2 separate regions of the Homo sapiens genome follow, and region 1 is linked to region 2. Evidence: chromatin contacts called from ENCODE Hi-C data. All regions are on one chromosome and are shown on one strand. Each heading gives the region's core, a stretch centred on a gene start or an enhancer-like site at or near the end of the contact. The rest is flanking DNA. Distances are from core to core; before and after follow the strand shown. Region 1 holds the start of CCNYL1 (cyclin Y like 1). Region 2 holds the start of ZDBF2 (zinc finger DBF-type containing 2).

The links. A loop is a pair of places that touch in the nucleus more often than their neighbours do. Pooled maps may share reads with other maps.
Region 1: a pooled map shows a loop between it and region 2 (10-fold over the local background). The contact joins the promoter of CCNYL1 here to the promoter of ZDBF2 in region 2. A Hi-C loop is called at or near these places in 6 of 50 pooled maps.

The regions. Positions count from the first base shown.
Region 1 is chr2:207,710,355-207,713,054 of GRCh38, reverse strand. It overlaps CCNYL1 (cyclin Y like 1), which reads right to left and starts at 1,415. Exons shown (of 10, transcript NM_001330218.2): 1 at 939-1,415. The coding sequence starts at 1,158. RefSeq lists silencers at 592-751, 764-873, 1,294-1,743 and enhancers at 615-1,611, 1,964-2,013, 2,024-2,223.
Region 2 is chr2:206,273,226-206,275,925 of GRCh38, reverse strand. ZDBF2 (zinc finger DBF-type containing 2) reads right to left here and starts at 1,263. Exons shown (of 5, transcript NM_020923.3): 1 at 980-1,263. RefSeq lists an enhancer at 406-905 and silencers at 569-1,028, 1,309-1,368.

The DNA of each region.
Region 1 (2,700 bases), core at 166-2,665, 1.4 Mb before region 2:
ATCAAGAACTCTGGAGTTAGAGACCAGCCTGACCAACATGGTGAAACCCCGTCTCTACTAAAAATTCAAAAATTAGCTGGGCGTGGTGGCGCACGCCTGTAATCCCAGCTACTCGGGAGGCTGAGGCAGAGGAATCGCTTGAAACCGAGAGGCGGAGGTTGCAGCGAGCCGAGATCGCGCCACTGCACTCCAGCCTGGGCGGGCGACAAAACGAGATTCCGTCTCAAAAAAACAACTTGTCTGCACCCCTGGTAATAACCTCTCACACCCTTCACAGTCATTTTACGCCCCTCCCCCCATTTTCTTTCTTTCTGTGTTCAAATTATAGTTGGAAGGAATAAAGCAGCTTCTTTCACGCCGACTTAACCTATTAGGAATACCATATAGTGTCTCCTATGGCAACCTCTATTTTGAGTCTAGATAAGAAATCCTCAAACATCTGGGTCTAAACTGTCGCGGGCATCAGCTATCTTCACGGATGGGAGGAAGGAACAATCAGACCCTTACCTGGTTCCTTCACTTAGGTACCATCTGGATGGGTTAAGGGAGGGAATGGGATGAGTACTCCGAAGTTGAGGTATTTGAGTTTCCATTGAGAAAAGGAAAACAATATACCCCAAAAGTCTTAGCAAAGTCCCACCAGACAATGAACAGAGCTACAAACAAGAAGGGCGGCGGACTAGAGGGTCCCACGCCGGCTTGGGAGAATGGGAAGCGGGAGCAAGAACTGGGCGTTACGGTAAGGAGGAGGAAAAGAAACTGGCCAGACGCAGCAGGGCAAGAATAAGGGGTGGGGACGCGAGGCAGAACCAGCCTTCGTCCCGGGGCCGGCTACCGGCAGGAAGGAGCCCGAGGCGGCGGATGCCTCCCGGGGGACTCTGGGGGAGGAGGCGGGCAGAGGTGAGCCCGAGGGCGGATGGCATCCGCCGCCTCCTTACCTTCGGGCATCTCGCGGTCGCTGATGTGCTGCAGGTGGTGGCCCTCGCCCTCTCCGAAATCCAACTCGGCAGGCTCCACCACAGCGGGCGCTACCGCCACCGCGTCCCCGGACACCGCCTCGTAGATGTCGGACGCGCAGTACAGCTCCGCCGACCCCGCGCGCCGGCCCAGCTTGGGGCTGGCATTGGGGGACACGCAACAGGTCAGCGTGTTCCCCATGGGAAGCCTCCGCTCCTCTCTGCCACCGCCTTCGCTCGCCCCCTACTCCGCCGCCCTCAACAGCCGCCCCCTCCCCCAACAATGGCGCGGCCGGCACCGGCAGCCCCGGGCTACGCTGGGGCTGCACCGCGCAAGCAGACGCCGCCTCGCCCGCGGTTCGCCCGCCCGCCCCGCGGCCCGGCCCCGGGCAGGGCTCGGGCCTCGGCCGCACCCCCACCGCCGCGCTGCCGCCGCCTCCCTTAAGCTGACTCGTCTGCGAGGGCGGTGACCAGCCCGGCTTATTTAAAAGGGGTGGGGAACCCAACAAGCGCTGTGAAGCACAGCCACTGCCGGGAGAGAGCGCGGCTGGAGCTCCTCCTCCTTCCGCCGCCGCCTACCGACTGAAGGCCGCTGGCCCTGGCCGGTGCCTGCCAACCGGAACGCGACCTGCGGTCACCTGGTTAGGAGGAACCAATCATGGTCAGAGTTCCCCCTCCGGCGCCCGCCTCGAAGCCAGGCACGTGACCTGCTGCCCCGCCCCCGCCTGGCAGCTGCCCAGCCCCTCACGCCGCTATCCCAGACTCGGGTTTTCATTCATCGCTGGCTGCTGGGAGCTTTCCGGTCCTACTGGAAGCGCACGGGCATTTGTAACTGGAAGCTGTGTCAATGATCTCTGTAGAAAGCCGTTATTAGTAAAGAGTTCGCTCCATTAGCAACTCTTCTTCCGAGTCTGACAGCTTTCGTTTGCTCACTAAACTTGGTTACACCCAAATTGTTAACTGTTTTTGTAACTCAGTGCTCCGCTCCTGTCTTCCAATGAGCGTTAGTTTTCACCTGCAACGTGATCATAGCAACCCTGGGGCCCTGGTCCTACTCTCCATAAAGAGTTGTGGCTGTGGGTCTTGAATGAGACTCGAGGACACGTCACCCTTCCACTTCCTCATCCATAAAATAGGGACCTAACTCGTCCCTGCCAACTCTGAAATGCTGGGACTCGCCAACTCCCTTTTCTTGCCTGTTTCTCTCCTCTAGGCAGGGACTTCCAGGTTTCTCTTCTTGTACTAAAAACAGCACAGAAAGCACGATTTTCTCACGCAAAACTGAGAACCATGCAGTGGGGCACCACAGTCTTGATTCCATGAAGATGAATAGTTACCATTTGGCAAGCACTATGTGCCAGACAGTGTTCCAACTGTGGTATATTTATTTAACCCTTAAAAACAATCCCGGCCGGGCGCGGTGGCTCATGCCTGTAATCCCAACACTTTGGGAGGCCGAGGCGGGCGGATCACCAGGTCAGGAGATCCAGACCATCCTGGCTAACACGGTGAAATCCCGTCTCTACTAAAAATACAAAAAATTAGCCGGGCATGGTGGCACGCGCCCGTATTCCCAGCTACTCGGGAGGCTGAGGCAGGAGAATCACTTGAACCCGGGAGGCAGAGGTTGCCGTAAGCCGAGATCGCGCCATTGCACTCCAGCCTGGGCGACCTAGGCTCCGTTTCAAAAAAATAAAACATAAAAATAAAAATAAATAAACAAATATATATATATACACACAAT
Region 2 (2,700 bases), core at 14-2,513:
GAGTTGCTTTCTTGCCTTCTAGGCTTTAGGTTCAAACGATAGAGAAAAGGTCTTCCACGTATTAAGTGAAAAAAGCAAATAAACACCCCTTATGTAACACACGTATATATGTTTGTGTATTAATTAAAAAGGAAGGAAAGATACCCCCCAAATTGTTAGCAGATTCTCTCGAGGATGAGATCGCTACAGGCTGCCTCCATCGTCCCTCCCCCTCCCCACACGTAGCATATTGCTGTAAAAAAGAAAAACAAAAACAAGCTATTTCCTTTAGGTGGGGGTGGGGTTTTGGTCCCTTGAGAACCAGTATCTTGTTATGCATTTTTTTCACGAGCTACCAAGAATCATCGCGTGAGATAATCGCAGGAGCTGGTAAGGCCCTTCTTAGGAGCAAGTAAAAACGATGGCGTAACACGACCACATTTACACAACTGTTGCACGGCGGTAGTAAAAGAATCATTAACACAAAAATCAAACGTTTTCAAATAAACTATAATCGCCCGAGGCTGGGAAAGGCCTAGGTCTGGGGCCAGCTGGACCCAACGCAGGGCACTGGGGGAAGGGGGTGTGTGGACAGGTGGCTCGGGATCTCGGCCCCACAGGTGCCCAGGGGCAAGACTCCGCGGGTTCCCGGCCCTCAATCCGACCCCGCAGACCGCCCCCTCCCCAAGCCCGGACCCGAGGCCTCGTCCGCCGGCCCCTCTGACCCAGGGCCCCGGACAGAAGCGCAATGCAGCCTGCGCCCCACCTCCTTCCCTCGCCCCGCCACCTCGATCCCGGCCCGGAGCCGCCGACACCTCTCACGCAGCAGGGGCAGAAAGGGACGCGGGGTGGGGGGAAGCCGAGGACCTGCGAGGCGGCCGCGGGAGCCCAGCGAGCGGTCCTGGCGTCCCTCGGGAAGAAGGCGCCCCGGGCGCCCGGCGAGCAGGCCCCGCCCGCGGGCGTCGCCCCGGCCGCGCCCCGCCCCCGCCGCGGCACTCACCTCCGCGGAGGCTGCCCGGATTCCTTCCGGGCCGCGGTGGAGACCGAGGACCGAGCCGGGCGCTCTCCCTTCTTATTCCGGTTCCGCGGCGGCGCCCGAATCCCAGACCGTCCGAGCGCCACGGCCCCGCTGCCCGCGGAGCCAGAAATAGGCGACTTCGGCCCCTGCGGTCCGGAGGCGAGAAGCGGCGCGGGAGCGCGTCTCTCAGGACGCGGGCCCCGAGTCGCGACTCCACTCACGCAGGCATCCAAGGCAACGTGGCGTTGCAACCCTGATGGAGGTTTGACGTCAGGGAAGGTGCGAAAACCAGACCCCTTCTGACGCAGGAGCGGCGGGACCGCCCCCTGCCCGCCCACCCACTCACTCACTCTCCCACCCGGGCGGAGGAGCCCCTTCCTCCCCTCCAGAAGCTCTTAAAGCGGACACTTCCTCCCTGGTCAGGGCCCCACTCCGGAGCTTGGGAAATCTATCGCGTTCCAACAAAAATGACTAGACTCATAAGCACAGTTGGGACGCGAAGTAGAGACCAAGGTTTTAGCGTTTGAGGGTCCAAATAAAAACTGCTTGCCAATTCAAAGCAACGTATGAATGTAGAAAAGAAAACGGGGCTAAGAGAGCTAGTCGTTTCCGTTTCCATGCCTATTTCATAGTGAGGTGCATCTCACAAAAGCTGCTGTTCAATGAGCGCTTGCTCTGTGCTAGGCACCGTTTAAGGTTTCTATACATTATTGCATTTCATTTCAGAGTAACTCTGAATGAATCCTATTATTGTCCCCCTTTGACAAATTGAGAAAACTGAGGCTTAAGGAAGTTAGGTATTCAAAGATCTATCCTGCACATTAAAGGGTTACAAATATTAACAAACAACATTAGGTCATGCAATTATATTCACTGCGCTACCCCATTACGAATATAGTTGTGAGCAAAAACAGTTTAAGTGTAACGGAGATCACAAACCTAAATGAATCACACTACTGAATATGAAATTATAATCTGCGATAAGAAGGTTCTGAAACACCTAAACCAATTTTACTAAAATGGAGAGAGGCCCTGTTGCAAAGCTTATGTCTAATGTAAAAATAATCTTAAAATGAGCTACTTTGCTCTTTGGCTGTAGCTGTAATTGTCGTTACCCTTTTTAGTAAGCTTGTGATTTTGTCCCTTTAAAGAACAACAACAAAAAAACTTGCCTATTGCTTTTGCGTCCATTGTTTTTATTCTTTCTGTATTTCTCAGCTCCTTCTTCCCCCACTACATCTTTCTCTCACTTTAAAGTTGGGCTCCTGCAACTGTTCGATTTATAACCTCCCTTAGATTTAACATACCAAAAAGTACGGATTTCTTTTAAGGCAAGTTTTTTCCACATCCCAACTTTGGAATTATAGAAAATCCACTATACATTGATCGAAGCACCATGACATTATGTATTTCACAGATGCTAAGCCATGTTTTTCCCCACATTTTAACATCTGTGAAATCAAGATGCATCTTATAAACTCTCGTTGACCGGGTGGCAGTACAGACCTGGTTGTCATTACCTCCACGTATTACAACGTGGATGTTGCTGTGCAGGTTGTCCTCATTTCAACTGAGATAAGTGCATTGTTTAATAAAACCCATAACCCTAGGAGGAAGGGAATTAACAGACAAAAGTCACTCAAACTTGGAGAGAGATTTTCCTAGGGAAAGAGGGAAGATTTGCCTGGAGAAGATTTTCCTAG